Linked DNA regions of Homo sapiens: region 1 is linked to region 2. The links are chromatin loops, found by intact Hi-C in ENCODE. Cell type or tissue: sigmoid colon. All regions are shown on one strand. Links, peaks and the distances in the headings refer to the core of each region. The heading gives the core; the rest is flanking DNA.

Region 1 (15,549 bases), core at 3,886-11,885, 41 kb after region 2:
TTTCTTCCTGTTCCTTAAATCTCAATTTACCACTCTGACTAATGGCATATAAAGAGCTATCTTAACATGATTGTCAGGATTCAATGAGACTACATATATAAACTCAGATAGTTGTAGGTAACTCTTGATGACTGGGTGCTTATCTGCCAGACAGGTGAGGAGAACACACTATGAAAATAATCACGAACTGTGATGAAATTCTGTACTAAGAAAATTACAGGCAGGTTCCCACTTTAGGTAGGGTGGTTGGGGAAGGCCTTAACTTGAATATTAATGTTTCTAGGAAAGGACCATAAACCTATGGAAATTGCACTTTGGGAGATATTTTTAAAGATTTTAAAAAAATCCTTTGGAGGATTTTTTTTAAAAGCCCCCCCCCCGCCCCCGCAATGTTACTATACATTATTCAACAAAAATGTGGAAATCACTTTAAAGAAATGAAGAAATTCTAAGTAATAAAATGGTACTGTGGTTTCCAGCTGCAGCTACATGAATGCATATTATTAAAAAGATTAATAAGAACAAGCCCAGGAAACTACAGTAAATCCTGAAATCTTTATTTTAGTGCGGGTTTCTTTCAGTATTTTATATGCCACTATTTGTGTTAACATTTTTGTAAAGGCAAAATCAAAGGTGATATATGACTTGCCCCTCATAGATTAAAAAATGGAGATTCGTCTGTCTCCAGTCTTCCAAGCTGGATCATTTGTTAAATAGCTGGTCAGTTGTTAAAATGACTGAATTCATGTCTATTAATTTTTTGAATATCTGAGGTAGTTTTTACAGATTAGTCCTGTGATTAATGCAGAGTTACTCTGTTAATGAATTTTTAAAATTTTTCTTTCCTTTTTCTTTATAGTAACAAATAGTGTCTAAAGAGAAGAATTGGCTGTAGTCTAAGTTATCCCCCCAAACAAGGTGTCACATAACCACATTAGACTCCTTGATGATATTAGCATTAGAGACCATGCTCATGTTTTGTGCCATGCCTTCTTTATAACAGGCCCCATTTTATGAGATCGGAAATTGAAGCTCAGCAGCTGAACCCTCCACATGGTCTTAGTAGCAGAAATACCATCTTTGGGCTCAGAGTTTAGTTTATTTTTCCTGGTGATTGCTAACACCAAAGATGGGCTCTGCTACTTGGGGAGGGTTTTATGGTAAGCATTCAAATATTCAGTGCTGCCTAGCAGCTTGGTAGGTGGTACTTATCTCTAGGTGAAGAGTATCTCATCTCAGGAGATTACATCCTTGAGGCTAATGTTTCACTTATCTATGGTCACATAAGAAACTACACCAACCAGTTTTGTGGCTTTAACCCATGAGTGATTAACTCTCAGATCTCTGTCTCTGGAGGCTGCCTGGGCTTAGCTAGGCTAGTGTAAGGGATAGGGTAATAGGTAGTGAGGCCACAAATGCAGATGGGAGCCAGATGTTGAAGGATACTGCAGGTTACAGTGTCAGGTGGATGTCACTTTTCTGGGGTATCTGGGCGGTCCTTTATAGACAGGTATGAGTCGAGCATCCCTAATCTGAAATTCAAAGTTCTCCAAAATCCAAAACTTTTTGAGTACCAACATGATGCCACAAGTGGAAAATTTTATACCTGGCCTCATGGGATGGATCACAGTCAAAACACAAAACTTTCATGCACGAAATTATTAAAAATATGATATAAAATTACCTCCAGGCTATGTGTATAAGGTGTATATGACACATAAGTGAATTTCATATTTAGACTTGGGTCTCATCCCTAAGATATCTTACTGTGTACATGAAAATATTTCAAAATCTAAAAAATCTGAAATTCAAAATAATTCTGGGTCCAAGCATTTTGACTATGGGATCTTCAACCTGTAGTTGGTATTTTCTCAACTAAGAGAGGCTGGTTAGGGCAAATGACAGGGAGGAAGAGAGAGCAGAGAAGGTAGCAGGGGTATACTGAGAGAGAGGCAGAAATCAGAAAAAAATATGCAAAGAATGCTGTCAAAATTAGTGGTAGTGAGAAAAGTAGTAAAAGTGTATTAGGCTGGTGGATGTTAGCAAGTGAACATTTTGTTGTTATTGGTGGTTTTGTTGTTGTTACAATAGTCTGGCATTCAATGGCTTAGGGGAATTTTTGGTTGCAAGTGACAGAATACCTCCTAAGAGATATATTGGCTCATGTAACTGAAAAATTACAGGACTAAGTCTAGCTTTTAGGTTTGGCTAGAAATAGGGGCTTAAATGATGTCAATCAGAACTCAGTCTCACGCTCCTTGTCTCTCAATCCTGATTTCTTTGGGTTAACTCTGCTCAGGCAAAACACTGACCCTGGATTCTCTGAAAAGTACAACATTGGTAGAATTGGATGGTGATATGGTTTGGCTGTATCCCCACCTAAATCTCATCTTGAATTATAGCTCCCATAATTCCCACGTGTTGTGGGACAGACCCCGTGGGAGATAACTGAATCATGGGGGCGGTTTCCCCCATACTGTTCTCCTGGTAGTGATTAAGTCTCACAAGATCTGATGTTTTTATAAAGGGTTTCCCCTTTCACTTGGTTCTCATTTTCTCTCTTGCCTGCTGCCATGATTATGAGGCCTCCCCAGCCACGTGGAACTGTGAATTAATTAAACCCCTTTCCTGTATAAATCACCCAATGTCGGGTATGTTTTTATTAGCACAGTGAGAACAGACTAATACAGACGCTTAAGGTATTTTGTACAAGAGTGACGTATTTCTTAACCCTCTCAATCAGTATTCTTAAAGACCACTCTCTTCAGTTTTGTTTTGTTTTTTTGAGACAGAGTCTCGCTCTGTCGCCCAGGCTGGAGTGCAGTGGCGCGATCTCAGCTCACTGCCAGCTCCGCCTCTGGGTTCATGCCATTCTCCTGCCTCAGCCTCCGGAGTGGCTGGGACTACAGGCGCCCACCACCACGCCTGGCTAATTTTTTGTATTTTTAGTAGAGATAGGGTTTCGTCGTGTTAGCCAGGATGCTCTGGATCTCCTGACCTCATGATCCGCCCACCTCAGCCTCCCAAAGTGCTGGGATTACAGGCGTGAGCCACCGCTCCCAGCCACTGTCTTCAGTTTTATAAAAAGAAAAGTGGGGTGGAAGGGGACATGAAATGCTAAGAAAGTAGCAACAGTTCTCAATTTACTAATCCAAGAATGGGCTTGTGCTTCAAACTTGAAGTAGCGTGAGAAGGTGGAAACAACAGTCTTGGTAATGAAGCCTCCCCTGTCCAGTCCTCCAGCTCAGACTTAGTCTGGGTGGTAGTTCATAGGGAGATATCAATTATCCTATTCCCTCTTCTTGAAAGTGACAGAACTCGACACTTTTCCTTGTGTCAGGCAACATGGCCTGTGCTGTACGTTACTTCTTTAAGCCTTATAGTAATCCCGTGACTTAGGTATTAGTTGTAGGTATTATTACTAATATTAGGTATTATTACCTAGTTTACACATGAGAAACTGAGGCTTAGAGTGGTTAGCAACTTGGCAGAGATCACAGAGCTAGGAACTTTAGAGCCAAAACTCAAATCTAGGCAGTTGAAAACCAGAGCCCCCGTTGTGGACTGAATTATGTGGCTCTGCATCCTTATAATCTCCAGTCTCTTTCCAGATGCACGACCAGACCCTCTGGCTTTAATCAAGACGAATGCGTGTTGAAAACTTTAAACAAATTAAATTTAACAATTCAATTGAGCAAAGAATGATTCTCAAATTGGACAGCCCCTGAACCAGTATAGGTTTGGTAGAACTCCAGAGTGGCCACATGGTCGATAACATTTATGGACAGAAAAAGGAAAGTGACTAGAGAGAGAAAAGGGAAGTGAGGGAAACAGCTGGATAGGTTACAGCTGAGTGTTTGCCTTGTTTGAATCTGCTTCTAACTGTTGACCCCCTGTGGTTGACTGAAGTTTGGCTGCTGTGATTGGCTGAGCCTTGGCTACTTGTTAGAAAAGTAGGTTCCAGTCTGTTTACACATTAAGTTGGGTCACAGTTCACTACATACAGAGAAACCTTTAGGCTGAACTTAAAACATATAAGATGTCAGCTTTGGTCTAAACTTAATTAAACATGAATTAGTGTGCATATCTTTCATGTGGACAAGACACACTGATAATTCACCATGCCATCCTTAGGGCTCAGAGAGAGACTCATTCCTATTTCTGCAAACACTTTTAAACTGCAACTTCAGCCGTCCCCTGTGGGAGGCTTAGTGTTGAGAGCATCCATTCATGTGTGGCAGCTGAGCTGCTCAGGTTTAGAATTCCACCTACGGAGGTGTGCACTGCAAGCTGTTTTTGCTTTTATTGACGCTGGCAATTATCTGAAGAGTTTAGGAAAATTGGAACACTGCTGCATCATTTTGAGGCATTTCCAAGAGGCAACTCTAAGTAAACAAATGAAACCTGAAGCAATTTTCCTGTGTAGCTTTTGAAGGGCCAGAATTATTTTGTTTTGAGTAAGTAAACCCAACCTAGCACCTTCGGTGTGGACTAAAGAATTAGTACATGCATTTCTATCCCTATGTTTAAACAAAATAGAATAAATTATAAAATCTCATCACTTCTTGAAAGCAATATTGAATGTTCTAAATAAGATTTCTCTTAATGTAAAATGGAGAAGTTTATGACTCGCACTAAAAAGTAAAGTGTGTTCATTTATCAATACTAAAAGTATTAGAGTACTTTTAAAAATGAGTTAGGTACATATTCTTTTCTTTATGTATTTACTAGAATTCTAACAATTTAGGATTTAAATACTAAACTGACGTTCTTGAGAATGAAGAAAGATTAGTTTGTTTAGATCTGCACTTTCCCATCATTTCCTAACTGGGGTGAGTGGTAAAGGAGTCATAAATAGGGAAAAAAAGGATATTAGCATAAGTTCTCAGTTCAGAGTCAGATTGTCTTCTCTGTTTGTTGCAGGTATTGTATTGCAAATTCCAAAATTGTATCACATACCCTTAGTCAAATATACATATGAAAATACATTCCAGCCCTGGCATGGTGGCTCACACCTGTAATCCCAGCACTTTGGGAGGCCAAGGCAGATGGATCACCTGAGGTCAGGAGTTTGAGACCAGCCTGACCAAAAAGGTGAAACCCTGTCTCTACTAAAAATACAAAAATTAGCCAGGTGTGGTAGCAGGTGCCTGTAGTCCCAGCTACTTTGGAGACTGAGACAGGAGAATTGGTTGAATTCAGGAGGTGGAGGTTGCAGTGAGCCAAGATTGTGCCACTGCACTCCAGCCTGGGCAGCAATGGAGTAAAACTACATTTCAAAAAAAAAAAAGAAGAAAGAAAAAAGAAAATATGTTCCAAAGTGAATATATTTTACTAGCTAAGCCACCATTAAGATGTTGTCTGTCTATGTATATATTTTTTAAAGGACTGTGAGTAAGCAGCATCTAAGGTTATTACTGATTAACATTTTTTTCTTTCAGCTGAGAAATTCTTAATTGAGAATCTCTATTTCAAAGCAGCAAGGCTGATCATTAAGTACTAACTCAATACTGGCATTAGCAATGGACACTTAAACTAATTGAAGAATTCATTGAGTGCTTGTTGTGTACTAGGTAAAGTGCTCACAATAAACATGAGTATGGCTTGGTCTCTTTCTTGTAGCTCTCAGCCCAGCCTTGGAGGACAGAGAGGAGATGGAATTGCAAACAGGTAACTAGGTTGTAGTGGAATATGAAGAATTCAGTGAGGATCTACGTACAACATATAGTGATCAAGGAGAATGGGCTCAGCATTAGGGTGGTTAGGAAAGGCTTTTTAGAGAAAGACAATCTAGACACTGTGGCTCTTGAAGGATGGATGCAGCTCACCAGCTGTACATACACAGGCATGAAACCACATGGTGAACTCAGGACTCAAAATTGTTCTGTAGTTGGAACTTGTTTTAAAATGCACTCAGGATTTGTTTTAATCAGATAAGACACACAAACACAGAAATGACTGTCATGAAGGAAGACGTTTTTATTCTCAGAGATTGCTAGAAACAGGAGGCAAAGCATGCCAATAGGACCACACGGGGAAGCACCAGGATCAGTCAGGAGGCAGAGAGAGTGAGGAGAAGCATGGCCCAGCACCTTCATTGTGGTTTCCATGGGAAGGAACGAATGAGGCAGGGGAAAGCAGGATTGAGATTAGCTAGTTTGAATAATTTCAGCAGATTCCTGGGCTGTAGGGACTGCCTCTGTTTGTGGGACTTATGGGATACCTGGACCTGGGGGTGATTAGTACAGGGAGATAGTGGCTTGATGTATGAGTTCCATAAAAGAAGGTTGATGGGCCAGATGCGGTGGCTCACGCCTGTAATCCCAGCACTTTGGGAGGCCGAGGTGGGTGGATCACAAGTTCAGGAGTTTGAGACCAGCCTAGCCAACATAGTGAAACTCTGTCTCTACTAAAAGTACAAAAAAAAAGAAAAAAAAGCCGGGTGTGGTGGCAGGTGCCTGTAATCTCATCTACTCAGGAGGCTGAGGCAGGAGAATTGCTTGAACCCAGGAGGCAGAGGTTGCAGTGAGCTGAGATTGCGCCACTGTACTCCAGCCCTGGCGACACAGTGAGACTCTATCTCAAAAAAAAAAAAAAAAAAAAAAAAAAAGGTTGATGAATGAAGGGCTATAGATTGATTGGTAGTCATTTGCTGTCTCTAAGAATTGGTTTCCCTGGGAAAGACGATCTCTCCCTAGTCAGTGATATCTCAGATAGTAGAGCATCAAGAATACAGAAAAAACAAAAATATAGTTAATACAAAGCTTCACAGGGAGAAAGGAGGAGATGAGTGGTAGTATGTAAAAAAAAAATGAGAGTAGAGAGAGAATAAAGAGTCAGATCATGGAAGAACTTGCTTGGTGAGGGTTTGGGCTGTAGTATTATTAGGTATTGGAGAACTCTTGACAGATTTGGAGAAATACGGTAATACCTTAGACCTACGTTTTAGGGCAGTCCCTCTTATCAGCAGAGAGGAAGGTTGACTGAAGGAGTGTTATGTCTGAAGATGTAGGGACTGAGCAGGAGACAGCTGAAAGTGTCAGTGTGAAAGATGCTGAGGGATAGAGTTGCATGGTGGCGGCTGGGATGGAGAGGAGGGGTTAAAGATGAGCGGGATTTATAATAGGATGTAGCCATTATAGTCCTTGACTGACTAGCTGTGGGCAGGGGGGAAGTGATGTCTCTGTGGACACTCAGGTTTCAGGTGAGTTGTAGGATGGCAGTGTCACAGCCAGGGCATGGAATGTGGGAGGTAAAAGGTGTGGGGTGGGAAAGATGAAGAGTTCAGTTTAATTCTTGTTGAGTTTCAGGGGGCTTGTTGAAATGTCCAAGCCAAGTTATTTAACAGGTAGTTGAATTTAAGGGTTTGGAATATGTCATTTTGGTCATAGAATACTGTTTCTAGAAGCTTAGAAAAGGAAGTGGAGAAGGCAGCACAGATAGAATTAATAACCTTAGAGAGGGGCAAAGAAACGGTTTCCTTTAAGAAAGAGAATAAGGTTGAGAGCAGAACGTTGAACATACTTGAAAAAGAAACTGATCTCTAGCATGAAGAAGAAAGCAAGATTGAATGTCACGAGGAGGATAAGGGTGGGTTAGGAGTGCAGTGAAGGTTTGGAATGTCCACCTCGAGCCACAGACCCAGGAGAGAATAGGCTCCTTCTAGCCAACATGATCCATTGAAACTGTCAAGTCTTGGCTCCTGGGACCCAGGTGAGTTTGGAGACCTCAAATGTATACAGTCTTTCAAATGTGCTGTTGTGTACTTTAGAAAGAGCACAGATGGCAGATTCTGGATGGACCCAAGCTCACAGTATTGAGAAATAATGGCTTGAATCATATTGGCAAGAAGGAGCCTACCCTCTCCTGTGTCTGTGGCTCAAGGTGGACATTCTAAACTTCACTACACTCCTTATCCTCCTCATGACTTTCAGTCTTGCTTTCCTCTGGAGCAAAAGATGATTCTCCAGAATCATCTGGAGAAATGTTAAGAGCTCTACACTGGATGGAGAGAAAAAGTGCTTGGAGAGTGGGAGATAAGTTGGGGGAAATGCTGAGATCTTTGTGTAGTCATGATGAAGCCCACAGACATGAAGGTGTCAGGGAGTTCTAATGAAGGCTGTTGGAGCCAAGGATATTAAGAAATAGTGAGCTCTGATTCTTTTGCTTATCCACATGATTCAGGGACTCCTGGATAACGACAGAGTTGTTGGTGAATGAGGGGACTTAGGTCTTTAGATAGCCATGTTTATGTTTTATCTCTTAAGTGCTTGAAAAGTTTAAAATGTAGGTTTAATAGCCAATAAATATTTCATACACAGTTAGAATTACACTTTAACCCTGAAGTTCATTTACTTTAAGAAACAAAAAAATTAAAAAAAAAACTTACATGTGAAAACATTATCTTTTTTCTAGCCAAGAGGATTCTTTGACTATTTGGTAGTCTAGGCTATTCATCTCCAAAGTGGAGTTCAAATATAAATCCTTGTTATGACCTTGTGAAACAAAAACAATCATTACTTCCTCAATTAATTCAGCCAGAGAAGTGTTTATTTTCTGTGCAGAGCAGGCAGCTTCCAGAAGTGCCAAGTAGCCAGGGAAGGGTGGCGTTCATTCTAGAGAGGGAGGCGTTCCTAATAAAGAAAGAGCAGTCAAACAGGGTTGCAAAACCGTCAGCTGTTTAATGACTCTAATGTCTTCTTGGGTCTGTTCTCCCTCCAAATAATATATCAGCTCTAAGGATATTTCTCCCAATGGCTATGTATTTGGCTTTCTAATTCTTTACTTTCATTTCCAAATCAGTTTGAGTGTTCATGACACTCTAAGAGCAAGGAGGAAAGATTAGGAATGCCAGACGCATTGATGTTCGGTATGTCTCTGGCTGTTCACTCATTCACAAGCTAGCAGGTTAATTGATCTTGGGGTAGATTCTTAATATATCATGGTGCTAATGAATTTTTTGACCTTAGGAGGTCTCCATGGAGCCCTTGCTGTCGGCCGTGTAGTATGACTTTGTAGCTCAACAGAATTATAGTGAAACATTGTAACTTAGGTCAGCTTTAGAAGTACATTCAATTAAAAATAACTTGATTGCCTGTTGTACACGCTGTACATGTACTTGTGCATGTATTTTAAAAATCTATTTTTAGAGTCATTTTAACATTGAAAAATGGAAATAAAATTAAGACTGTTGCCAATACTAAATTAGCTTCCAAAGTAGTAATTTTGGAAATGGGCTATCAAGATATTTACTTGCCTAAATTGATTTTTAAAAATCATTTTGGTGGACTCTTCTGTTGATACTCCTGTTTCTATGGAATGGAGTAGGAATTGTTTCTATGGATGCCAGGCTTAATTCTCAAGTACATGTTATCTTTCTCAAACACAGCTGCAAGAATCCATGTGCTTGGTACCAATATTTAAAAATAGACTACACAGGCAAAACAGTCTGTGCATTCACAGGCAAGCATGATATTATTTTAGAGGGCTCTTCTAAATTGTGTGGCTGTACTGAGACAGCTCAAACTATCAGGATGCCTCATATATACTCTGACATCTCCTCTTGTATGAATTCTGATGTGCAGTTGGTCAATCAGTTTGAGCATGGAGCTATTGTGACCAGAGCTATGGATGTAATTCCTATTTGGGGCATTTACTGTAGCACAGAGGCAGTTAAATTATACCTGGGTCCTTTTCCACTGGCTGGCCACATGGGGAGATAGTGAGAAACAGGAATAGGGCGTGAGCATATGTGGATCCCTCATTCCTAGAGCATATGTGGATCCCTGTGTCCTGAGAAGGTCCACAGCATCATCTTCCCAATACAAAGAAAAGGTGTGCAGGTGAAAAGGAAATGAGTACCTTTAGTCTGAACTGGTAGTTCTGTCTGCCCTGGCTGAGAGACTGACCACAGGCTTTAGCCTTGCCTAAACCAACACTTCCATGTAACTGATGGGTTTTAAGAACAGACATATTTTGGGCAGAAGCTGAGGACCTTAGTCTCATCCTAACTTTATTATTTTTGCCATCCTTTGTTCTCTATGAATATTAATGAGAGACTAAGGACATTAAAGGACAGAGACAGATGCCTTCAGTAGCTGCTCCAGAATAGAGGGAGTGGGAATGGTCAGGTCCTGACCTCCTTCCTGCAGCAAATTCCAACAAGCGCTGTTATGTGCCACCTACACAGAAGAGTGGTGTCATATGCTCTGAGGCCACTGAGGCCTGCAGGCTTGTGCTCCACTTTCAGTGAGAAAGTGGGTGGCGTAGCTTGGAGAAGAGAAAACAGATTCCTACAAGAATAGATTTTAAATATATAATTCAGTTTTAGTCTTTTCAGAAATTGACCACAGCCAGTCATAAATCATGTTGGAGAGTCAGGAAATGATTAGCATCTGTCTTGGGCTAAACTCCTTTGGAGCAGACACTACATTTCACTGTTTTATAATGTGTAACACATGTTTACATTCTTCTAGCATTTATTCTGTGTTACAGACTATTTAATAGACACCACCCACTTCCCATTCTGCCCCCAAATGCCCAACATAATAAGGAAGACAAGGGAAGCTGATTGCTGGAGAAAAATTGTATACACATAGACAGTTCTTGATGAATTTTCATTGAATAAATGATGTAATATAAATAGCAGAAATATAAATAGTTGAGCTTTTATCAATGTGAACAAACACAAACAGGCTTGTGACAAATGGCCTGTTCAGTTTTACATTGCTGATACCAATTAACCTATGCACTACACTTGATGGTTTGTAAAGCATTTTTTACAGCAGTTCATACATTACCTACAATGAAGGAAGACAAAATAGCATGATCTGAAATAGATTCTTACCCTGTTACTGCAAATGATACTTGTCCTGCTGCGATGTGCCTACCCTTTAAGCAAGACCAGCTCTTCCCTTCACCTTTTGCCTAGGTCCCTGTACCTCTGACTTAACGGTAGCCAGGAGTGCCCTACCCACAGTTTGCACATATGCCACCCATCTGGGGGGCACACATGTTCTTTATTCTGGGAATAAGATGAAGTTACCCTGAAAGGACTCTTTGCTTTCTAGTCTGCCCCATGATCCTTTTCTGTCAGCCTCCAAGGTTTTCTGGTTTGCTCTGGGAGTAGCAGGAGGTATACCTTCTCTCAAGGACTGGGGAACATTTATTTAATGGTGGTAAAATTACTGGCAGGGTTTGAATAAAGACTGCTTTCAAACTGTTGACATTCCTTTTCCCTTGATTGCTTTTGATATGGAGTGAGTCATCTTCAGCTGGTAGATGGTGAGAATGTTAAGATCTTTCTGTTTATTTTTTCCAGATGCTCAGTGGTTCATGCAGTTGGCGAGTTACTCCTCAGTGGCCAAGGCTGGTTCTTTAGGGAGTTTGGGGCTGGGCATAGTGGGAGTACAGGAGAACAACTGCCCCCACCATTCGCTCTTAATGTCCTGGGGAATTTAATTTTTAGCCAAGTCAACTTGTGTTTCTTGGAGCTATAAAAGGGACTGTATTTAAAATTTTTAATCACAACTTCTGCCTACAGAAATTATCTGTTGTATTATCCCTAGTAGACAAGAAACTACCTTTATTTCTGTGTTTTTCACTTTTTAAATTTTGTGTGTGGGAATGCTTCTGTTAACTCTTGTTTCCACAGCCACTACTGTTTCCCCATTTCTTTTCTCAAGTCACATATAAGTAAGCATTTCTGGAATTATCATACTGCAAACTACATTCTCCCCGAAATATTGAAACACCTCAGGGAAACTTCCTGCATTCTCTTAAAGGTTTTCACTTGCTTGCTTGTTTGTTTGTATACGTGCTCATGTGTCTATTTTTTGTAAGAAGCTTAATATTGGGAATTTTTTTTCTGTTATGAGTTGAAATGTCCTAGACGATTAAACACAAACACACATGATCAAAGCCAAATAAGAAAATGCTTCTGTGCAGTCATAATGATGAGAACAACATACAAGTGGGGGAAACTCCTGTTTGAAAATTTCCAAAACAGGAATTTGGTCTAGCAAACATGAAAGCAGTACCTGCTAAATCCTGCACCAGCCCCCACTCCCAGTATGCTTGCTACAGTGATATTCATCTCCCACAACATGATGATTGCTTCTTTGGACAATATCAAACCCTTCTTCAGAAGCCTTATTTTGTAAACACTTGCTTTAGAAGTAATGGTCAATTGGCCAGGTGTGGTGGCTAATGCCTGTAATCCCAGCGCTTTGGGAGGCTGAGGCAGGCAGATCAATTAAGGCCAGGAGTTTGAGACCAGCCTGCCCAACATGGTGAAACCCTGTCTGTGCTAAAATTATGAAAATTAGCTGGGTGCAGTGGCATGCTCCTGCAATCCCAGTTACTGAGGCTGAGGCAGGAGAATTGCTTGAACCTGGGAGATGGAGGTTGCAGTGAGCTGAAATCGTGCCACTGCACTCCAGCCTGGACAGCAGAGTGAGACTCCATCTCAAAATAATAATAATAATAATAATAATAATAATAATAATAATAATAATAATAATGCTCAGTAGAAATTTTAACTTTCTTTTAAATTATTGAAAGAATATTTTCTTATAGATGTTCTAAGTCATCTCTTTATAGGAGCTATTACTATAATTAGCTAGTTTATTATAATATCACAAACTTTGATAAGTTTTATGGGATTAATGTCACAAGTGTTGATAAGTTTTATGATAGGATTGCTTAGAAAATGGTATCAATTCAGGATTTAGAAGCTTGAGAAAACAAAGGATATGATTTAGAACTTCAGTAAGTGAATGGCTTTTGTACATTTGTTATTTTAGGGCTACAAACAATATTTATACATTCATATCTAAATTTACCCTGAAAGCTGAAAAACATTTATTAATAAGGGAAAGACTTATAAAGTTAATGGTATATCTTTTTTTCCTAAATGTGATGCTTTAGAACACATCATTTGACTTACGTTAGAACTGATTTCATGTATTAAAGAATGGCATTGAAACAGGATTCTGTTTCATTTTTTAAGTCTTTTTTGCTCTGTAATCCTTTACAAACTATCTCTTGAAAAGATTTATTATTTATATTTTCTCTCTGCATGGAGTGTTATGTTCATGCATGTTTCTGTAAGTGTTGATAATGGTGAGTTCATTTTCATCCTTGGGCACGTGGATTACAGTTGACATAATTGGCTATGTTTCATGAATGCCCCCATAGTTCTTGGCCCTCAAAGGTGATGAGGGGCTCTAGAATAATGGGTGGTTGGGAGTGCTGAGGTTTTCCCTTCTGGAATGTGATGCAATTGAAGAGAAAGAACAGTTGTGACTGTGTGGACACACACATGAAAACAGTCACCCAGCATGCTAGATACCTGATAAACTGCAGCTGGGAGTTCTAAATAACATGGAAGCTTTGGCACTGGCACGTGGCTTCCCATTTCCCATTTCTCTAATGAGACATCCTAAGGATATAAGAATAGGGAAAACCTTACACCGCCGCTACAAACTAGAAAGAGCATCATCATTATCATAATGATAACTGATTTGTTGCATGCTTCCATTTGTTTAGGTACCCAGCCAAGTGCCTTACATGCATTATTTCTTTTTCTTCTTCAAAGCAACAACAAAATTCTGGTTTAGGTACATTACTGCCTTCATGTAACTGATGAAGGCTCAAGGGTAGTCAGTCAAATAACCAACCCAAGTTTGCATAACTTTGAAGCGACAGATTCTATATCCAAATCCAGTTTGACCTCTGAGCCCATCCCTCTACTGTTGCACTAGCTGTATCCTGAAAAATAAAGGAATGCCTGCTAGATTTAATGTCTATATAACCAGGCTGAAGGATAAATGAGAACTGACTCTTCCTGAAACCCTGTGATGCTCTGGAAAAGAGCTAGCCAATGCCTACCCTCTTGTATTTGGAGAGGCCAAGGCAGAAAGTGGGATAGGTAGGAGTTGCTGATTGAAATCCCTTCTGTGACTGTGAAGGAGACGTACCAGAAAGCAGCATTGCAACAGTGCATGACTCAGACAGAAGCAACAACCAGAGAGCTGGTCATTCCCTTATACTCTGCAAGGACAGACGATGAGAGACTTTTCCTTGTACCTAGTAAGGAGACACAGCCAAAGAGACTGCATATCCTTAACACAGATGGGGGATAAAACCTGTCTAGGAGCCCATTTGTCTTGAAGGGCCTGCCATTGGCCTTTACTCTCTCTCACTCAAATGAAAGGAGCAATGAAATGTACATTTGTACCAGTCTACCCACCGACTCCTGGTATTAAGCATTTTAATGGCAACCAGCTGGGCAGTAAATATATTCAGAAAGATTCTACCTGCATGCCCTGCTTATGGATAAACACCAGATCTGAGTTAACTCCTACTGGTCCAAGGATGGAGTAAACAAGAAAAAAGAAAACATAAGGCCCATGAGAGATCTTGCAGGATAGAACAAGGAAGATAACGTAACATTTAAAATGCAAAGGAACAACTTACATTTGACAAAATTATTACAAGAAACAAATTTTAGAGTGTCATTTTTAGATACCATCTGTCTTGTGTCTTACAATTTGAAGAAACCTAGGCGTTGAAGTGAAGGAAGCCAGATTGTGAAGGGTGGACTAGCTGTGAAGCTAGGGAAGAGAAAGCATTGAATGGGACATAGATCTTGGAGGCAGATTGCTGGGAGTGAGTCCAGGCTCCAAATTTCTAGCCATGCAGCTGTGGGCAAGTCCCTTGCCCTTTCTTGGTGCTACAGTTTTCTTATTTTTAAAATGAGCATCACAGTACCTACATAGTGTGATTGTTATGAGAACTTAAAGTATATCAGCAGAATTAAAGCATGTATTGGAAATAGCAGAAAAAATCAACACTGTTAAAAAATTGAATCAGTAACAAACTTAAGAAGATCTCCCGGAACCCAGTGGAAAGGATTAAAGTGATAAAGTAGAAATGAAGATTCGTGTATGTGCAAGATACAGAATGGAGATCCACCAGGAGAAAAATTGATGTTCCTCAAAGAGACCAGAACAAGTGGAATGAATTCTACCACCAAGATTTCACATAATTTTTAGATTAAAAGGGCTATATGCCCAGAATATACCAGCTGATGCCAAGAATAATCTTAAAATATTATGTATTTTAAGGTAAGAAAAAGAATTGGCTTAATAAGGTAAAAAAAAAAACCAGAAAGTTTACTGAAAAGGAGAAAAATCTACCTGACCTCAGGCTTGCTCTTGCATACTCTTGAATTCAGGAGATGTTGAAATTAATATCTACTGTTGTGAGGGTTACCGCCTAAGCATGTTTTTACCAGACCAAGGCAGTGTTTACATAAGAAGAAAGTAGAAATCATCCTCAAAGTGGAAAGAATATAAAATATTTCCACCTAATAGCTGCTTGAAAAAAAAAAAAGACCTGAAAGATTCCTTAGTTGGAAATAAGCATAAAGAAATTAGGTGAGCCTGGACAACATGGTGAAACCCTTTCTCTACAAAAAATACAAAAATTAGCCAGTAGTGGTGCTGTGTGCCTGTGGTCCCAGCTACTCTGGAGACTGAGCAGGGA
Region 2 (15,549 bases), core at 4,901-12,900:
TGGGACTGTGTCATAGTAGAAGTCACAGATATGTTTAAATCTTGATATGGTCGCAGATATCTCAAAATATAATTTACAATCATGGGGTCTGGTGCAGTGGCTCACGTCTGTAATCCCAGCACTCTGGGAGGCTGTGGCAGGCAAATCACTTGAAGTCAGGAGTTCAAGACCAGCCCGGTCAACAAGATGAAACCCCCCTCTACTAAAAATCCAGAAATCAGCTGGGCATGGTGGCAGGAACCTTTAGTTCCAGCTACTTGGGAGGCTGAATGGGAAAACTGCTTAAACCCAGAAGCTGAGGTTGCAGTGAGCTGAGATCACTCCACTGCACTACAGTCTGGACAACAAAGTGAGACTCTGTCTCAAAAAAAAAAAATTACAAATATGGAAACTTCAAAATTATATTAATTATGGAGTTCACCACTATATCTTATTTACTGTGCTAATAAAGAAACACTTCCATTACTACATTATAAATTTGTTTTTTATATGCAGAATTTTGATCACTGGATTTTAATATAATTGTTTCCTTTAAGAGCTTATGTGTTTTATTTTATGTATTTAAAACCTTTTTCTGAGAAGAAATCCATAGGCTTCACTGCAATGTCAAAGGGGCTCATGAGAGAAGGTAAGAAAGGAGTAATATTTACTTGATCCATTTAGTCATCTATCTTTCCATCTATCCACATATCTCTTCCATTCAATTAATCTGAATAAACATTTCTTGATTGCTTGTTATGTGTTGGGTTCAGTGTCAGATATTACAAGTGTAGAGTTAATGTTCTTACAGACCCACCAATCTTCATTTGACCTTAAAGTTCAGAAAATCTGCCAAAAGTTTTCAGAATGTACTAGAATCTTCACATTTGAGATGGTTTTTTTCTATATGTATTATGTATTATATTTCATGAATGCAATGTGATCCTTTATTGCCAGCCTGGTTTTTCATGTCAACCACAGATGAGGTAGCAGATTCGTGCCTGGGCTCTATTTGTCAATGGCAAATAGAGTCTAAGCTAGGTTCACCCCACTCCCAGGATACAAAAACAAATAATACAGTCCTGTTTATAATCCAATTAGGCAAGGAAACATTAGGAAGTTTTGTTATAAACACTCTCTAAAAGTAAGTGTGGTTTTCAGTTCTGGTTATGACAGAGAAGCTAGTATTGGGCCAACTCTCCTGCTGAAACAAAAAAGTGGAACAACATATATAAAACAACTGTTAAAAGGCATTGGCAAGCCATGAGCACAGACAGGACTTTAGAAGCTATGATTCCCTCTTTTTTTTTTTTTTTTTTTTTTTTTTTTTTGAGACAGAGTCTCGCTCTGTTGCCCAGGCTGGAGAGCAATGGTGTGATCTCGGCTTACTGCAACCTCCGCTTCCCGGGTTCAAGTGATTCTCGTGTCTCAGCCTTCCAAGTAGCTGGGATTACAGGCGCCCTCCACCATGCCTGGCTAATTTTTTGTATTTTTAGTAGATGGAGGATTTCGCCATGTTGGCCAGGCTGGTTTCAAACTCCTGACCTCAGGTGATCCACCTGCATCAGCCTCCCAAAGTGCTGGGATTACAGGTGTGAGCCACCGCGCCTGGCACTAAAAGCTATGGTTCTTGAGGGAAGAGCTAGGATGGGAATGGGGCAGTTGGGGAATAAAGATGACTTTTACTGGGCTAAGGAGATAGGGCTCAGGCCTTGGTAATTGCCCAGGAGTCTCGGACTTGAAGGAGAAAGCTCCAGAGGAGGAAGACACTTCAGAAAAAGAGCCCAAAAAGCATGCATGCAATTTCCTCTCAATATTAGGCAGAATTCTAAGCTGGGCCTGTGTGGGATGAGACTCTAAGAAAACCGGCAGAAAACAGCCTCTCGGTGACTTAGGAGCTGAGCAAAAATTTCATAAACAGGACACAAAAAACACTAACAATACAAGATAAAGATAAGTTGGATAACATTAAAATTAAGAACTTATGTTCTGATTACAAGTTCATGAAAATATTTTTCTTCTAGGAGCTTTGTTTCTTTACTGCTTATGTTTAAATCTACAATTCTGGGCCAGGCACAATGGTTCATACCTGTAATCCCAGAACTTTGGGAATCTGAGATGGAATGATGGCTTCAGCCCAGGAGTTTGAGATCAGCCTGGGCAACATAGTAAGACCCTGTCTCAACCAAAAGAAAAAAGAAAAAAAAATTATCCAAGTATGGTGGCACACACCTGTGGTCCTAGCTATTCAGGAGGCTGAGGTAGGAGGGTCTCTTTAGCCCGGGAGGTTGAGGCTGCAGTGAGCCATAGTCACATCACTGCACTCCAGCCTAGGTAGCAGAGCAAGACCTTCTCTTAAATAAATAAAAATAAAAATAAAATAAAAACACAAAACTGGCTGGGCACAGGGGCTCACACCTGTAATCCCAGCACTTTGGGGGGCTGGGGCGGGCAGATCACCTGAGGTCAGGAGCTCGAGAGCAGCCTGGCCAACATGTGGAACCCCATCTCTACTAAAAATACAAAAAATTAGCTGAGTATGGTGGCAGATGCCTGTAATCCCAGCTACTCAGGAGGCTGAGGCAGGAGAATCACTTGAACCTGGGAGGCAGAGGTTGCAGTGAGCTGAGATCGTGCCATTGCACTCTATCCTGGGCAACACGAGTGAGATCCGTCTCAAAAAAAAAAACCCACAAAACTATGATTCTGGTTATGTTTTCTTCTATAGGTCTAGAAATGTTTCTGTACAGAAAATAGAACAATGCAATGTGGTATTTCAATATGGGGTGCCTTTACCCACTATTCAAAGTCAGGTAGTGTTTAGCAGGTTCAGTTCAATTCCTAATCTGCTGCCACCTCAAATTTTAAAGTCTGGGAGTGGGGTTCCCCATCACCATTCTAACGGCATCCATGGCCACATTGGGTGAGGATGGGGGGCTGGTCAAGGCAGAAAAGTGTCAAGCAAATGTGTTTTGTGAATCAGATGGCATGGTGTCCTTTGGATGATCAATTGTCGGGCGGTGGAGGCTGCAAGCCAACAAAGTGAGGTCCTTAACAGATGTCAAAGGGAGGAAAAAGTAGTGGTAAAATACATCCCAACTGAACTGATTCTTAATAAAGATGTTAATGCTGAAACAGATAGTGAGTGAGGTTGTCAAGATGATTATGATAGTAATGACCAGTATGTGGCTATTTATCTTTTGCCATAAGAAAAAAAAAATATTTATTGTATTGCTAGCATAAAACATTTTCAGTAGTTAAATTTTTCTTTAATTGCCAGAATAAAACATTTCAAGCTGCTTAAACCTTAATGATGGTGTGTTAGAAGTATTTTTCCTTATTATTCTACAAGTAACTTCACCTTCCCCAGAATGAAAATAGCAATACCAACGCATTTTTTTCCCTTCAGTTCTTGAATCAAGTGAAATAAATTAATCCTTCAAGTCTAGCCATGACATTGTTTTATAAATATTATAAATTAAATTATATTGTATACTTATTGGTTAATTGAACAGCCCCTACTATATATATTTTTATATTTTCAAATAATGTCATCACATTTCCAGGTGATTTTTAAATAACCCCAACTAATTTGGATTAATAAAAAAAGTCTTGATGGACAAAAAAAAACAGCCACAAACTATTGTCATCAAGTGAGATTTGAGGCAGGGTAAGGTGAAATTTACATCTCAAAAATTCCAAATGTATTTGAAACTCTATTAATTTGGTATATGACAATTGATTATGATTGTCTAGGAAGTGTTAATGTATTGGTTTATTTCACAATTTGACACAGGAGAGTTACACATGTATAGCTTTTCTCCTGCTTTTTGTATCCTAAGTAAATCCTCACTGAGTCAATCATAAATGCCATATGCATATTTATTAAAATCAAAAGATAACATCTTTAGTGTTCTTATTAATTCTTCGAACACTAAATTTCCTTTTGTGTTGAACAGTGCATATCCCCAAGTGAAAGAAAAATCTCAGCTGTGGTTTTGCAGCTGGATCCACACTTCTAATCAGAGGAGAAAAGGGCCTGATCTCACAACATATTTATATAGTTTTTAAACTTTCTAAGATAAATGAAGCTCCACTATGAGTAATGCCTAATGGTATAAACACCCCTGCTTTAATGATTGCCTAGTAACTATATACTGCAGGCTTGTGAGTTTGCTAAAGAGGCTGAATAAACAGAAATATTCAGGTCCATTTCCAATTCAGGTGGATAAGGGGCAAGAGCAGGCCAGATTTTTTTTTTTGTTAAAATTGTTTTTCCATAATGGTATTGCACTAAAACATCTTTCTGCACTAAAATTTACTCTTGTAAATGACTTCTGCAGATAAGCATCCAAACCAACAACTAATGATTTAAAATGTAAAAACCATGCAAGAGAATGGAACCAACACTACTTCATTGTTTGGTATTAGCTGGTTTCTGTTCTTAGAGTGACTGTACCGGGGGATGATTTTCTTAATGTGGCTCTAACCTTGCAGTCAAATCTTATATTTGTACATTATTTCAGCAATTGAATGAACAGATACAGTTCCCAGTTAAAGGTTGTATTAAAAGGGGCTGGGAGTGATTATGATAATTATTTATGTTTCGCTTTGGCTTGCTTCCTACATAGCAGATTTAATTCCCTAATTATGTTTTGCTTTAGCTTAGGTAAAATTAGCTTGCATTCCTTTGGCACACACCAACTGCAGTTGGTGGAGGAGGCCTTCCAAAACCATAGATTGTTGACAAGAGTGGCTAACTAGATTAGAATTAAATTTACTGAGTAAAATCCACAAAAAGCCTGAGGCACATGTAGCTAATGACATGTGCTATGAGGGAATGTAGTTAGGTCATAGGAAAACTTGTTTCTGGCAATGGACACTCAGAGCTCATCTGCGGAGTTCCTGACGTCAAGATTTGGGGCTTCCTAGGTTGGTCACCATGCTGCAGACAGGGACAAGCATGGTCTGCAATATTTAAATTGTATAACTATAGGCTTGAGGATACAGTCAGAAATGATTTGCTACTCAATAATTTTGTCATTTGGCAATACTAAGACATGATGACATATGGTTTGCTCTTTGGAATTAACATAAATGTTGTCATTTGACTGAAATAAATAATTCTCTTACTCCATGACGGAAAGAGTTTTAGGTTCTGTGTATATTCCTTTATCTTTTCACATGGAAGGAAGCATCCTGTTGTATCATATGTATAACTCTGGGTTTTTGGTTTAGTGGGTTGGAGGATATGGCTGATGAAGCCAAGGACATGGTTTAATCAGAAAACCACTTGGCTCCCAAACATCTGTCTGCATTCCCACCTTTAAGAACTCATTTCCCTGGTCATTTCACCCTTAGAGAGTGTGCTATAGCTCAACACAAATACCTCTATTCCAGGGTTTGGAAAATAATTACCCTCAAATTCTTTAGTCAGTGGGTCATCAGCATCGTTATGATCCAAAAAAAGGATGTAAATAATAGTTTTCTCTATTTGCAATATATTCAGTATTACTCCTTCCATTTTAATGCCAAAAGGAATTTACTGATTAAGACTCATGATTCATTTTTGTTGTAGGGATTTATTTTCCTCCTGTTTATACTTCTATCTTTCTCCTTTTTTACCCTGCCTTTCAGTAATTTTCACTGTAACCCTGGGATATCTTTTATTTTTATTATTAATTATTATTATTATTTAGCTGTTTAATGAGGCTTCAAAAGATTTAATTTCTGGAGCCATCAAGTCAATACCCTTTCACATCTATTTGCTTTGACTGTAATAGAGCCTGCCTTTGTGCAAAGAAAGTCTTAGAAAGAGTTAATTTGCAATAGTAGCAGAGACTAATTCTCAAGAGAGAATTGAAACCAGCAAGTGTCCTCCTGGTGGAGAAGCAGCCCCAGGCCAGGCTACTAGTGAGGAAGTTAACTCCTAGTGTGCCACTTCTGTGCAGTAGGTGAGATCCTCAGCCAACCTTCAACAGTGCTGGTTTTAAGGTGGAAACAGAATGCTGTCAATTCTCCTTCCCAGGTACTGGATTTTGGTGGTTAGAGAATGTGGTGTCCTGTGATTTTTATCACTGTTTTATTTATTTTTTTTCCATTTCACAAAAACAAACAAAAAATGATGGGTGGGGGTTTGCGGTGGGGGGGGGGGGTGGGCAAGGACTGATTTCCTTGTAACATGATCCTGCTTTAATTGTATTTAGGTGAATACAAGCTAATTTTTTCCCAGTGATTTTTTTTTAAAAATTGGGCTGCATGTATAAAAGGGATTTGCTTCCCAGAGATGGTGTCATTTCATATTTCTAACTCTTAACCCTGAGTAAAACTTATTATTATTATTTTTTCCAGAAGTTTGCCAGTTAATTGCTTGAGAAGTATTCAACATCAGAATCAAGAAAATTGATTGCCTTGCAATGTGTGGAAGTGCATTTTGAAAAGAACAAGGAATGCCCTTGGACTTTAAATTTTTACTATCAGTTTGACATCTAACTTTTACTGTCCAGTGGTTTTCTTTAATCTTAAAGAAATCTAGTTATTCTAATATTGAGCAGTTTTAGAGAGTATACTTAATAAAGGAAAGTGGTATAATGAACAGGGATGGATATTAAAGGGATAAGTGAGGGAGTAACTATCAGAGCCAATATAAATAAATAAATAAATAAATAAATAAGTACCTGTACTCACAGGATAACCTGGAGATGATTTCTAAGCCTCTGACTTTTAGCCCCAGAGTTCTAGGTAAAGTTCTTTCTTGACCTCTCTTCTGGGAGGGAACTTTTCACAGTTTATTAATCAATCCCTTTCAGGGTCTTTGCAGAAAAGATTTTCTCTGCCCTGGTTTGTGTCATATTTGGGTCTAATTTGGAAAGTGGAGCAATTAAAGAGTCAAAACCTTTCATTAGGAGCCTGCCATTAAAAAAAGAAGAAAGAAAGAAAGAAAGAAAAAAGGAAAAAAAAAAAAAAAGCTTTGATCTGTAACCCTTGGACTGAACATTCTAGTCATTCATCTTCCAAAATTTCAAGTGCAAGATTTGGTTGTGGTTTGATTTTACGTCTTTGAGACACAGCTTGAATGTCTCAATTTGATTTTATGCATTCGACACATTTTTAGGGATCTGGTGATTTGGGAAGGGCTGTACCATATGGTCTTGGTGAGGTGATAGATTTTCACATTCTGGAAATTGGCAGCAAAGGGTAGGAACTGAATTAGATGTGGAAAGGGAAGATTAAGCGTTTGGGCCTAATTCACTCATCTCATGAAAAATCTTCTGAGACGTGTAATTCCCATAAAATCTATTTTTACAAATACGGCTTTTGTTTGATTGTTTTTGGTGTATATGTACACGTGTCCTCACACGTAGGGAGTAATTTTTTTAAATTCTCTCAAAAGTAGAGGACATGACATTTAGCTTTTAAAGCTATGACATTTAACACTTCTCAGTTAGTCCTTCAGGAGAGATCTCAGACTTAGGGGGGTCACAGAATATAAAACAGCCCGCTACACATTCCCTGAAAAGGAGATTGTATAGAAAGTTAGGAGCTGAGGGGCTGGTGCCACGTTCTAAAAGAAAACAGGACAGACAAATCGTTTTCATCTGAGAATTGTTTTTGGAGAAACACTAGAGTCAACGATAGAATAAATCAGAGCCAGGTGTGTATATATATAGGGAGGATAAAAACACCCTGGCGGCAATGAAATTTAAGAAAGAGCAATTTAAGAAGAAAGGGGTGCCCTGTGTGATTCCTCGCGGTGGGATAGAGGGAGCTGAAGTGTAGGATTTTCCCTGATCTTTCAGAGAATTCAGATTCAGGAGGCCTGACATTTAATCTGGTCTGTGCACGGATTTCTCCGGCTTGGTTGGGGTTCTGCGGAATGCAACGCTCCTCGGGCGCTTTCTGCCTTCACCTCTTCCGTGGTCTTTGATCCCCAGTCCCCGCGCAGGGCCGCAGCGGAGCCAGGTCGTGCGCCCATTTCTCGCACCTCCACGAGCCCGCGGCTGGCGCCACCGGGCGCGGGACGCGGGGCGCGGGGCGGGACCGAGGCGGGGCGCTCCGGCGCGCAGCGGGTTAAGCGGCGAGGGCGGTGGCGAGGGGCGGAGGGAGTGCCGCGGCTCCCGGCTCCCGGCTCCAGGCGCCCGCGTCCCGGACAGCAGCGGGTTAAGTGCCGCCCGCGCGGAGACGGCTGAGTCCGGAGCCGCGGCTCCGAGCTCGCATTCGGATCCGCTAGAGCAGGAAGATGGCGACGGACGGCGCGAGCTGCGAGCCCGACTTGTCCCGGGCCCCGGAGGACGCGGCGGGGGCCGCGGCGGAGGCGGCGGTAACCGAGTTCCCGGGGCGGGCGCGGGGCTAGTGTAGACGCGGGCCGGGGGCGGCGCCGGGGTCCCAGCCGGACCCGACTTCGCACCCCCGGGGCGTTCCGTAAGCCCGGGACTCTCCGGTGCCCCTTCATCGGGGCCCCCCTTCCTCGGGATGCCCACACGGCGGAGGCCGCGGGGGGGAGCGGAGCGGCCACCCTGGCTGGGGATCCCTCCTGTCCCTTCCGCGCCCCACGGGAAGCGGCCCCGGGTCGCCCGGTTCTCCCAGCTCCCTGTCTGCGTCCAGTGCGACCCCTATGCCCACTCCCTCCGCTGCGGTCGCTTCTGGCCGGGGGAGAAGGCTGGGACGTGTTTCCTGGCGAATTTGACCCCCCATTGTTCACCTCTCGCTGCGCGCGTGGTTGCCAGCGCGTGTCTCGGGGGTGCCTGGTACCGCTCAGCGGACCCGGGAGAGCAGCTTGGGGGAGGTGGGCCATCGCCCAGCAGGTGTGGGGATGCCCATTGTGTGCATCTGGTCCTGTGCCTTCGGGAGGCCCACTGGGAGAGGGCCGTGTCCAGATGTGGGCGCTGCTGCCGCTGAGGCCAGCGCTTTAGGTCCTAGCAGCCTGCTGCCCCATTACTTGGTGGTAGTGATTGGGGTGGGGTGGATGGATTGGTTCTTCCCGAGACGATGCTCAGGAGAGGTGGAGGTTCTGCACCTGGTTTCAAGACATTGTTCTCCTTCTCTGGAGTCTAGAGGCCGAATGCGCTACCATTCTTGACTGGTCCTTACTTTCACCCCCTTAATATTCCGGTGTAGAGACTCGCTGGTGGTTTCCAGCCTCTACTTTGGGGAAGGGCTGGACCCACATTTCCTGGGTGGAAAAGGTTCTCGGTGTTTGGGAAGCAGCTTCGCAGGAGCTGCAAGGAGCTGCAGAGAAAGGCAGATCTGGGAGCGCCTCCCACTCTTGGCCAGATCTGGCTGCTCCCGCCGAAGGATGGGGTGGGATGGAGCGAGCGGGGCGTGGACGCCCCCCTCTTCCTATCAAGACCTGAGCAGAATCAGTGCAGGAGAGGGCAGGGCCGGGCGTAAACAGCGGGGGCCGCTTTAACTTCCTCCCACCCTCTGGAGGTAGGGCTTTCTGGAGAGGGAGAGGAGAGATGTGGAGGAAGGTACTTGGGGTGAGAGGAGCTGAGCCTGGCAATGGAAGGAGAAACGGGGAGGAGGACTGCTAATTTCCACTTGTAAAACTGGCAAGTTTTGATTTGAACTTTTGGGAAAATTGAGTTTCCATTCTTTGCATAGAAAATGAGAACTTTAAGATTTCAAACGAAACCTGCCCACTTATGTGAATCAGCTCCCCTCTGTGGGGCACAGTAAGGAAACTAGCTATTGAGACAAGGCTCTCTGGCAAGTGGAAATGATTTGGTGCCTTCATCCCCAAAAGGTGGGAAGGGGAAGGACGAGGAAAAAGAAAGAGGGTGTGTGTGTGTGTGTGTGTGTGTGTGTGTGAAGGGGAAGGACGAAAAAGAAAGAGGGTGTGTGTGTGTGTGTGTGTGTGTGGTGTGTTTCTTGTTCCCCAGAAAGGTTGAATTTGTTTACTTAATCCACTCAGAATGGGTTTCTGTTACCCTCAATATTTTAATCACCTGACAATTAACCCAAACACAAACATCTGACTGATGGTCTGTAGAGCTGATATATAGTTTTGTTTGGTTAGATCGTAAACAAAACCCAGGACGCCAGGCAGATTTCTGTGTTAACAAGGTCAGTGTTCCCTCTCTTCTGTTTAAAATGTTCAAGTCTGATTTTCACTGCTGATAGTTGGGGATTTGATAATTTCACCCTTGTTAATGGGCAGAGCCATGGAAAATCTGCGAAAGTGAACCTTCTTTGCTATTTCCATAGAATCCTTTAGGGTTGCGAGATGCAATAAGGATTCTTCATCTAGTAGTTTAAAAACCAGTAATAATTTCTGAATTTTTAGTAAAATTTTGATGATGGCTTTTGTAGTAAATTGGGCCTTTTATTTTAGTTCTCCAAATAGTTTTGACTTAATAAGGCATGGTTCTCTCATATCAGCCGCTTGACCTATAGACTGATTTTTAAGTGAAAGGAAAGCTAGTGTAGAGGAGTGATATGTGTCATCACAATTGCTCCTTAAAAATCAGAGGCGTTTTATGCATTTTGGGTTCTTGTTGACTGATATTTTTTATTTTAGTGAACAATTCACTTTGCATTTTGGAGATTTGTTGACTTTCAAATTGGTTTACATATCGTGCATTTTTATGTATACATTTGGCAGTAAGGAGTCAATGGAAGCTCTAAAGCAGTAGGCTATTTTTGAAAGTGAGTGTTTTCACTAAGCTTTGACTATTTAGATTGTTGCTTAGAAACAAGCTTAATTTATAGTTTTCAGTTTAATATCATTTTTAGTGGAATGTTTTAAATTTAGTTTGTGATCCTCATTCTTAGCTGTTTAAATCCTGAAAGCATCCCAAGTTTAAGGCTGGGTAACAGCTACATTATTCAATAGGATCATATTAATAGTCTTTGCCGTGAACCGTGCCGGGAAACCTGGGCTATTTTCAGTGCCTTAGCCAAATGTGATGACTTTTATAGGCCATATTGCTGTTTCCACTCTGAAAATAACTCCTAATGGATAAGGCAGTATGGAAAACGAAATCTTCATGCTTTTTATTGTCACCAAAGAATTTTGGAATGAAAGGAAAATGGAGATCTTTTTAGAGCTATATTTGGGAAGCCAACCAACATTCTTGTCATTCTGAGCTTTTCTGGAGCAGCTAATAGACAAGAAGTAGGTATAAAATTTGTTGTCATGGTGGCAGTGACAAAGAAAAACTTGGACAATGATTTAAAATGCACGACAGTGATGTTAAACAAATTAACAGCTGAACTTGAAATTTTTGTTTTCCAGGTGACAGTATTGAATGTAAATGCACTGAAAAGAACTTTCGTAGCCAATTGCGCTAAGCGTTTTTTTAAACTAAATTATAGTTACGTGGCAGCTATAGAATGTTGAAAGTGTTGCAGCTTAATTTTTAAATAGGAAATAACGTAGATTTAACACACATTACTGAACACTTACTGAGATACAGGCATCATGAGTATGATCTTTGCTACCCTAAAGTAATACATTCCAGTGATAGAAACTGACATACGCCAAGGAATCAAATTGGGGATGATGGTGTCATGAGAGGCAAAAATGATTTTGCATTAGAAGTTTGGAGAGGAACAGTCATAGAGAGGGTCCCTAGTGGATGGATCTAGAAACTTCCATAGAAGGATGACATTTGAAGTAGTCCTTGAGACTGAAGGAGGATTTGGACCGGCACTGCAAGAAGGAGTGTGCAAATGTGGTCATATCCTAGGGAGCCATATGCGAAGGGTTTTCAGTGATGAGCATAGAGGTTCCCATTCTGGTCTCAGCTATATGGTTCAGAAAAATAGCTTGGAAGTTGAGGAAATTGACTGGAATATTTTTCCAAAGATGAGAATATAACTGTTTTCAGTGTCCTGCTTTTCACTCTTTTTTTTTTCTTCTTAAATAATAGGTTGTAGATTTCTGTTTGCCCCAGTTTTTGAACTTTATTATTATTGTCGTTGCTGTCATTGTTATTGTATTTCTCACAGCAGCAATTTTGTTTAGAGAACATTTGTCCTCTCAGTGATTGAATCCATGCCTGGGCTAGATTACCAGTTGGTTCTATCCTTGTGTGTTTCTCATAACTTTATGAGGTGAGAAAATGTTTCACAGCCTTGGTACTTAGACATTTACAAATATCTGCTGTTGATCATGTGGACAGGAAGGCTGTGGCTGGGAGAAAGCAGCCTCCTCCTCCGAGGAGAGTTGTGTGAAGTTTGTAAAAGAAAGCAAAGGTGGTTAGCACAATGCCAGGCACATGGTAAGTGTTCCACAAATATTTACTGAATGAAGAAAATGAAAAGAAGCTCACCAAGAAGCTGTGTCATAAAATTTAATGTTGATTGGCTAATTAGAAAACTCACTTTGTGTGTTACCAGCTATCTTATAGTGAAATTATTGGCCTGTGACTTGTAATAATTAATGTTATAGATATTATAGATCTTGATCCAAAAAGATAACCCTAATTCTTTTAAAATTTTCATCTTAATACTGCCGCTTTCCAAGCTGCTTTTCTCAATGACTTCTTAGATTCTTTGCAGGGGTTTTTTAAAAGTTTAATTTCCAACACTATTAGTTTTCTCTTTAGATTCTCGCTTTTCAAAATGATGATTGAGGCTGCACCTCTACCATCCTGCATCCTTCCAATAATAAGAGTCAAGGCCACATCACCCATTGGGGTGTGGAGGAGAGGATGATTGATAGGGGGTTAAGAGAAATGTGGGGAAGTTTGGAAACAGGAAAGGGGAATAAAAGGAAAGAATGGGCAGGAAAAAAGGAGTTTAGGCAAGGCTTTAGAATAGTCTGCAATTTCACAGAAATGTGGGACTGGAATTTCAACTTTGAATGTGCCTAGGAAGGATGGAGCAGTATCCCCCAACTTCATTTACTTTGCTACCCAGGCCTGTCTGAGTATTGCTTTAGAAGGATACTTTATTTGAACATACTCGATTACATTATTCTCTGTTGGTGCTCCTTTGCAAAGCTTATGTAACATGGAAAAAGATTTGTCTTTTCTGTTGGTAGTTAGGTAAGGAATCAGAGGACAGGTACGAGAGACGATGATGATGACATCGATATTGAAAGATTTTTAAAATTTTAATGTTTTAAATAACTTACACAAATAATGAGATCATATTATTAATGCCGTGTACAGCATGATGCCTTCCATATAGAAATCCTGATTTTAGAGTAGGGGGAGATACTCTCTTTAAATAAATTGTTAGTAACCAACTAATACATTGGGGATCAGTTTAAAAGGTTATAGTAAATGTAGAGTAGTCGAGGTAACATTGCTGTGTAGAGTGAGTACTTGTTTGCAGATGATTTGGTTTTGACATTTTTATATTTCATTGAAAAGACAAGATGGTTCCAAAGGCCTGCGTCTTCATCTGGCCCAGCCTTTTCATTTGAAAATCAGCGTGCAGATATTTGCCACCTACAGATAATCAAGACTATTCTTTAATGCATTGTAAGCTTCTTAAAGGATGGTTATTACATTTGAATGTCTGCTTGCCTGTGGAGCTGATCCATGTCCCATGTCGGGCTGATGTCACATCGAAAAACTGAGTTAGGGTGAAAATAGATGTTTGTTTTATTTGAGATGTAGTCCTTTTTTTCCCTAAGGAGGAAATAGAGACTGCGGGGAGATCTGAAAGGAGGAAAAGGGAGGTAGCTGAGCTTAATTATCAGAGGCTGTCACCCCTGAGCCACTTTTCTGCCATTCTTTCCAGCTTTCTCAGCTAAAATTAGTTACATCCATTACCAGGTTTCCTTCCTGACATTGTTTCCTTGTCAGTATTACCTCCTTTCAATACACTGAGTTTCTTGTCTTGCATCAAAGACCCCAGACAGTGTGGTTGATTTGAGGTGCATGACCTTGGAGAGCTGACACCAAATAGATCTCATGTTCTCGTACTATATGTTGTTTTAAAGTGGAACATCAAGCAGCTTCCCTAGTTTAGGTTACTCTAAATGATTTTTGAAACACTGAGAGAATCATCTAATACAGTTACTTAGTTCCCCCTAGAGTGGGCTGAAACATTGTATCTTAGTAAGATGGATGTACCTGAGACATCCTTTGCACACTTTCTGTTTTCATACTGTGTGCAGTAGACATTTTATACCCAAAGTGTATATGGTGGGGTGGGGGCAGGGGGAGCATGTTGGATAAAATAAGTGAAGAAGTAATGTTCTTACTGTCCTGACACATCTAGTAGGAGTGAGAAAATAGAGTTAATAGAGATAATAAGTTTACTATGAGGAAATGCACAAGGCCGGACATGATTAACTGCCAAGTGAAGTAATAGAGCAGATTTTAAGACTGAATGGCGAGAACAAGAGATTTCTGGAGTCTGGAAAGACATTCAAAAGTGGGTTTGAGCTATGTGCTGAAGAAAGATAGTACCCAGATGAATCAGAGGAGAATGGAGGATTAGGAAGAGCAGCATCAGAGGTATGCAACCCCATCACAAAAATTCTTTCCTCCTTGTAGAGAGAGAAATCGGGAAGATAATCTCAAGGCAAGAAGTAACTTCAGAGATTTGAAAATACTTTGAGATCTTGAGAAGTATGTACTTTTCTTCATGAAAACCCTTACAATTAGCTGAATTCTTAATATAGTGCATGTTCTTATGTACCTAGAGAGGTGAATTTAATATTTTGCATGTCAGTGATACAGCCTTTGCATTGTGATGGTGAACTTTCAAGTTGATTTCATTGCTTTTCCTTTTTGATAGCCCTTATTCATCCCCAAAGCATAAATCTTGCTTACATAGAAAGTTCTAAATGCATTATTATTGGCATGCACTATTAAACTGGGAGGAAAATACATTTCTCTAACTTCTGAGCAAAGAGGCAAAATCAGTTTTCCTCAAGTACCTCACAAACGCTTTTAGGCTCAGGAAATGACCTAAATGAATTTCCTCAGTCCAGTAATCCAGTTACCCTGATGGTACATGAAATCAGGACATTTAGGGGATGGGGGAGATTTAAGAGATCACTTACTCCAGCATCCTTATTTTTACTGATGGAAAACCTGAGATTCAAACAGATGAAATGATTTGCCCTACTTTGCTGATTCTTCCCTAGCCACATTGCTCATCACCCCACCTTCCAGTCTGCCTGCTTTCTCCTGTGTAAAGCTTACTGATGGAAAATAGGCACAACCTGCTGGATTTTAAATTGGAAGAGAGGCTCTTGGTGTTGGTGGGAAGAGCCAGAGAAAGTGCCTGAGTTTGTGTTTGGTCACCAACATATCCCCCAGCAGCCCTGATAGGACGGATGTGTTTGAGGAAAGATCTGAGGGGTGTCTCTGCCATTGTGGCTCATAATGTCTCCTGAAGGCATTCTGATAATCAATCACTGTTGGTTGGTTCCACTAATTCTAAAAGGGTATGGGTAAGACTTTTCTGTTAATATTTAGCTGTATCTATTGAATTCCCCACATAAACCTAGTGTTTTAGATTTGGGGAGGGGGAAACTTGGTATTGGCCTGTGTTCAATTCTGGAAATTTAAGATGAGTTTACTCAGCCAGGGTCTGTTTTGTCTATTCTGTCTCTTTCTCTCTTTCTCAGCCTGTATGAGAAAAAATCCTGAAGAATGCCCT

The links. Hi-C counts contacts between places; a loop is a spot of excess contacts. Peaks named below come from ENCODE experiments on the same cell type or tissue, not always from the same donor. Only the 100,000 strongest peaks of a DNase experiment are listed, where the experiment ranks them.
Region 1: it touches region 2 in a loop (1.9-fold over the local background); 9 of 110 quality-filtered maps call a loop at or near these places.

The regions. Positions count from the first base shown.
Region 1 is chr7:117,823,799-117,839,347 of GRCh38, reverse strand. The region is part of intron 2 of CTTNBP2 (cortactin binding protein 2); the gene reads left to right. Among named protein-coding and RNA genes, the nearest start is that of CTTNBP2, 42 kb to the left of the region's middle. RefSeq lists a silencer at 13,849-14,418. In sigmoid colon, for the core only: no CTCF peak of the experiment used is centred there; a DNase peak (open chromatin) is centred at 8,602; H3K27ac peaks cover 217 bases.
Region 2 is chr7:117,866,085-117,881,633 of GRCh38, reverse strand. It overlaps CTTNBP2 (cortactin binding protein 2), which reads left to right and starts at 8,193. Exons shown (of 23, transcript NM_033427.3): 1 at 8,193-8,299. The coding sequence starts at 8,219. In sigmoid colon, for the core only: no CTCF peak of the experiment used is centred there; DNase peaks (open chromatin) are centred at 8,143, 8,813 and 9,273; H3K4me3 peaks cover 2,195 bases; H3K27ac peaks cover 538 bases.